Linked DNA regions of Mus musculus: region 1 is linked to region 2. A link is a loop called in an ENCODE intact Hi-C map of the cell type or tissue named here. Cell type or tissue: heart. All regions are shown on one strand. Each heading gives the region's core, and the rest is flanking DNA. Links, peaks and the distances in the headings are about the cores only.

Region 1 (2,915 bases), core at 260-2,759, 170 kb before region 2:
TCGAGGCCAGCCTGGTCTATAGACAGCGAGAACTATACGGAGACAAACAAAAATAGAGGAAAGAAAGAAAGAAAGAAAGAAAGAGCAAGGGAGGGAGGGAGAGAGAGAGGGAGAGAGGGAGAGAGAGAGAGAGAACAGACAATAGGACAATAGTGGTAAATATCTATAATCCCAGGCCCCTGCAGCCAGAAGGGTCTACAGAGTGAGTTTCTGGCCATTGAGCCATCTTCCCACCCACCCTCTTTTAAACACAGTTACAGGAACCCTACAGTTGCCTATAAGTCATCTCAACTTGCTCTAGCCAGAAAAAACTGAAAACTTGGTAACACAAGCTCCTTGGCTGACTTACCCTGCAGGAGGTACTCCATCATGTTAATGGTGCCCCCAGTGACGGGCATCATGGTGACTGGAGGCGCCTCCATGATGCCTCTAATTAGGTTCAAGACAACAGAACTGCAAACAGATCTTCCAACCGGAGAAGCACAGGATCCACCTGGAAAAGTCACACTTGTCCATACCCTGTTTGCTGCGGCAGTGGCCTTGAAACCAAAGCTCATTCAGTCTTAACTTTGCACATCTGCTTATACAGCCGGTTCCAAGAACGGGTGACTCGGGAATAAGAGGGGTTCTAGCTCCGGAGATACGGAATAGCCATCTAGTATCAAGTTCTGAACCTTATAAACGTTTTTCTATGTAATCTCGAGGCAGCTATGTAACCTCTTGTTCCGAAACCTACTGTCTCGTTTAAAATAAGACCAAGGGTGTTTAACCCCACAGCCCTCGTCTCCCCCACCCACTACCTGGCTCGAAAGAAACCGACATTCATATTCAAAAATGGTAACTACACTGGGCTACACTGAGAGGCCTCGTTTCCAAACATAAAGAAATAAAAACCGGCTGTGTTGGGGGGAACATCTGTAATCTCAATACTTGGGGACAGAGTTAGAAGGACGGCTGCAGCTTCGGGCTAGACTGGTCTATATAGCAAATCCCGGCCAATTAGGGCATCACAGTGAGACTGTCTCAAAGAAAAAACAAAAGAAAAGATCCGAGGGAGACCTAAGGACCTTGTCCACCCTTCACTCTATGCGGAGGCCATGCAGACTCAGGGAAAGGCCCCAGGGCACACGAGCGATGTAACTAGAACTGGTTCTGCCTTTATGAGAACGCCTCTGCAAATGAGCCAGGCGGGAAATATGAAGTTAGAGTGACTGTCCCGGTCCTCCCACGCGGGCAGCCGGGACACGTGTGCACTTACACTAGCAACACGTCTCCGTCCGCGCTACAGATCCTTGTAAAGCTGGAATTAAATCCACGCGTGCACACCCGCAATCCGCACCCCCAAATGCCGCCAGCGCAGAGCCAGAGAAACCGCCAAACTCTCCCTTCAGCACTTCCGGTAGGAAGCTGAGGGACAGGAAACTTCTCCGCTACCGCCCCGAAAAGTAAGGGTGCCGAGAGGGCAAGGAACGCGCCCGCCTTCTGGCACCGGTGTGCAAGAGCGCACGCGCAAGGTTCGGGGCTGCTGTTGCTTTGGGGTCCTAGTCTAGAGTGGTACCGTGGAAGGTGACTGTCATAGGACAGCTCTAGGATACGTTTTTTTTTTTTTTTTTTTTTTTTTCAGCTTCGACGACCTGGATGTTTTGATCAGATCTCATAAAGCCGATTGGATACCATATTTAAATTTTGAACTCAGCCACTGGGGGGAGCGAGGAAGGAGAGTCACATTGAAAAAGAAGGGAGGCGGAGGTGGCGGGGCTGGCAGTGAAAGAGATGTAAAATGAATAAGTTAAAAATTAAATTAAAGAAAAAGAAAAGGAAGGGGTATGTTGTAAATCGGAAACGCTAACCACAGCGTTGTGTATTTATATATAGACCTCAGCAGGAACAATATTTTGTGTGCTTTCAAGGGTCTGGAGAAACAGCTCAGTGCTAGAGCCTTGTCTGACATGTGCAAGGCCATAAGTTTAATACAAAACAACAGCAAACTTGTTCAATTTACAGTGCATACCATAACTTTAAATACATGGGACCAGGCACAGTTCAAATCTGAGAACCTTGGGAAGCTGTGGTAAGGATCTCTCCAGCAGAGCCATTCAACGCTTAAACAATATTGTGAGGTTTTTAATAAATAAATAAATAAATAAATAAATAAATAAGTTAATTAATAAGGGCTAGAGAGATGGCTGAGCAGTTAATAGCCCCTGCTGCTCTCTCAGAGGTCCCAAACTCCCACATAGTGGCTAACAACCATTTATAATTTCCTTTCCAGGGGCTCTATTACCTTGTCTGACTACATCAGTCACTGCATCCGTGTGGTAGACATGCATACACACTTGCAAAAACACTCATAACACAAAATATAAATAAATAACTAGGGGCTGGGAAGATGGCTAAGCAGTTTAGAGCACTTGCTGTTATTCAGAGGACCTGGGTTCAGCCCTAACACCCATATCATGTGACTCACAACCACCTGCCACTCTAGTTCCAAGGGATCTGACACCCTCATCTGGCATCCATGCTAAAGGACATACATGGTACACATATATCTAGGCACACATATACATTAGATAGATAGATAGATAGATAGATAGATAGATAGATAGATAAGGATTTTAAATTCAACAAGTACTTATTGAACTCTGTACATATGCCAAACACATAAGGGACATAGAGTGAGGCACCCTTAATCTTTCAGGACCCCTCCCTCCTTAACATTTCCCCAAAGGTCACTACCTCAGGCAAGGGTACCTGGTTCCCAGTCAGTCTGGGCAGCTTGTATCAGCTCAGGGCTCCACCTTGCTGTCACATGAAATCAGCTTGCTTCTCTGCCACTTTGTTCTTCTTTCTGCCACCTCCTCCCATGGCTTGACAGTTTAATCTCTAATACATCTTTCTTTGTAATCATGGAATGG
Region 2 (2,915 bases), core at 91-2,590:
AGGCAATTATCTAAAAGAAAGAAAAAGACTAAAAACGTGGAAAAGGGAAAAGCAACACTTTGGATGGGTTGCATGGTAGAGGCTCCACTGGCAACTGCTGCTCTGTGGGTTGCTGAAGCAGGGCCTGGCTGTGTAGTCCAGGTTGGCTTTGAACTCACCACCCTCCTGCCCCAACCTCCTGAGTGCTGGGATTACAGGCATGCATCACCATCCCCAGTTTTGTTGTTTGCTAGTCATGTGACCTCAAGCAAGTCTCTTAATTCTTCCCTGATACAATACCTCATCTATAGAGTGAACTCAGTTGTAGTTTCTGTGTGTACTTGTAAGACTCTACGTCAAGCCCTATAGTTTTTGGGTTTTTATACGTTTGTTTTTGAGACAAGGTCTCAGTACTGAGACTGGGCTGACCTCCAACTTGGAACAGTCCTCCTGTCTCTGCCTCTGCAGTACTGGAATTACAGGCTTGTGCTACCATGACCTCAAAACACACAAACAAATACAAAGCAAGATGGCTCCAGCTAGAGGTCACTATGTGAGAGGAGGCTAGGCATGCAAACTGAGAGAGAGTTGGGAAAGACTGGTCAAATGAGACCAGTAAGGAGCAAGAATTTCTTTCCTTAAAAGATGCCAAAGACTGGGAGTGGTGGGGAATGTCTTTTATCTTAGCAGTAGAGAGGCAGAGGCAGGCAGATCTTTGTGAGTTTGAAGCCAGCCTGGTCTACATAGAGAGTTCCAGGACAGCCAGGGCTACATAGTAAAACTGTATACATATATGTACATATGTCTATATATATACTACAAAAACAGACTTTTTTTTACATTATCGATTTACCCATGTATATGTGTATGAGTCTAAGTACAGCTTGTATGGGGGAGAGGGGATAGGGAGAACAGCTTGCAGAAACTGGTTATTTACTCCCGCCATGTGGGTCTTAGGGATTGAAACCAGGCCACCGAGTATGGAGGCAAGTATCTTTACCTGCTGAGGCATCCTGTCGGCCCTAGAGCGTTGTTTTGTAATTGCTAATAAGCATAGGATTGATGTGTATGTCCAGTGTGTACTTTGGGAAGAGTGTCTGGGGACATCACATTGTTTGTGGGCTCCCTCTGGTGGAGCTGGTGGTTCATGTCAGTCAAAAAAAAAAAAAAACAAACAAAAAACAAACCAATGAGCAATTAATCTATGCTTTCATGAATTGACTGTTTACTATGTAACATATGTTACATAGTAACATATTGCTAAACATTGCTAAAATACACCCCCCCAAAAAAAAAAAAAAAAAAAACATGCCAGTAGGGCACAGACTCACACCTGTGATTCTAGTACCTGAGAGAAGAAAGCAGAGGAATCAGGAGTTCAAATCCATTCTCAACCACAAATCTAGTTGGGACACAAGAGACCTTATCTCAAAAACACAAAACAAAAACCAAACCAAAAAAAAAAAACCAAAAAACCAAAAAACAAAATCCCAACTAACCAACCAATCAACCACTCCTCCAAACCCAAATCCAAGCCCTTGCAGAACTTATATTCTGGTGGGGAGACCGTACGCCAACCCCCCAAGAAACTGATTGGACAAACGTCATGAGAACAATTATCAGGGGGTAGGAAAGTACAAGGGAGACAATCGCTCCTGTTCTAGCACAGCATCAGAGGCGTCAGAGGCGGTCTCAGTGAGAAGGCTCATTCGAAGATGTAAAGGGGGTGACAAGGTGAAAGAAAGAGCTGTCTCAGGGAAAAGTACTCTAGGTAGAGGGAGTAGAAAGCAGACAGCACCAGAGCCTGCCTGCAGGCTGGGAGAACAGCAGAGGCCAGTCTGTTGTAAGTGGAAGGAAGGTAGGACAAAGTAGGTTAGAGTTCTACTCGAAGAGTAAAGTCTTCTGAGTCCTGTAGGTGATGTAAGGATTTTAGTGTTCACACTGAGACAGAGCCATTGGAAGAAGCACACGATCTGATTAAGGCTTTCACGGGAGGCTCTCTTCTGTATTGAGTATAGGGTAGCAAACATGAATGGGACCCTCAGAATTACATACTGACTGTGGTTCATACCAACACAGGTGGAAAATGGTCCGATTCTGCAAAGACTTTGAAGACAGCATCTACTGATTGTGCTAAGTAGGTGTGATGTGTGAGAAAGAGCAGTTAAGATGCTCGCTCCCCAAAAAGTAGTTGCTTAGAAAATTGTTGAAATAGAAGCAGTTAATAAAAATCTTTTATTTTTATTTGTATTGAAAAGCTAGGTTTTTGTTTTTTAAACTTTGTGGGTTAATCTAATATTTGTAATTCTGGGTCTTTTTTTCTTTTTTTTAAAGATTTATTTATTTATTATATGTAAGTACACTGTAGCTGTCTTCAGACACTCCAGAAGAGGGAGTCAGATCTCATTACGGGTGGTTGTGAGCCACCATGTGGTTGCTGGGATTTGAACTTTGGACCTTCGGAAAAGCGGTCCGGTGCTCTTACCCACTGAGCCATCTCACCAGCCTGGGTCTTTTTTTCTTGAGGGTCTTTCCCTTCAAACATGAATGGAATTGAATACACTGACAACTATACAAAGCCTGTCTTCAACTCCATTCCTCGTCCACACTTGAGTTGTATTTTAGAATTAATGAAGCATTAAAAAATGTTTCTGAGCTAAGAAGGTGGATCTCTTGATTTCGAGCCCAGTCTGATCTTTAGAGGGAATTCTAGGCCAAGGTCCATAGAGAAAAACTTTTCTTGGAAAAACAACAACAAAAAACCACCCCCACACACACCAAAACAAAAACAAAAACAAAAACAACAAAATGTTCCTGAAAACAATTTGCACAAAATGAAGGCAGCTGCAAGTGTAATATAATACTAGGTATAAACTAAATTTTCGGATAGAAATGTTCACTTTGAGTTAGCCTTTCAAGTGTCTTCAAAAGTTCCC

What was found. Peaks named below come from ENCODE experiments on the same cell type or tissue, not always from the same donor. Only the 100,000 strongest peaks of a DNase experiment are listed, where the experiment ranks them.
Region 1: a loop joins it to region 2, with 3 times the contacts of the local background. A loop is called at or near these places in 1 of 42 quality-filtered maps.

What each region holds. Positions count from the first base shown.
Region 1 is chr4:132,462,516-132,465,430 of GRCm38, forward strand. It overlaps Med18 (mediator complex subunit 18), which reads right to left and starts at 1,406. Exons shown (of 3, transcript NM_026039.3): 1 at 1,259-1,406; 2 at 350-493. The coding sequence starts at 422. In heart, for the core only: a CTCF peak has its summit at 1,700 (motif pointing right); a DNase peak (open chromatin) is centred at 1,456; H3K4me3 peaks cover 1,838 bases; H3K27ac peaks cover 1,816 bases.
Region 2 is chr4:132,635,694-132,638,608 of GRCm38, forward strand. No RefSeq gene overlaps it. Among named protein-coding and RNA genes, the nearest start is that of Eya3, 1.9 kb to the right of the region's middle. In heart, for the core only: a CTCF peak has its summit at 1,100 (motif pointing left); no DNase peak of the experiment used is centred there; H3K4me3 peaks cover 58 bases.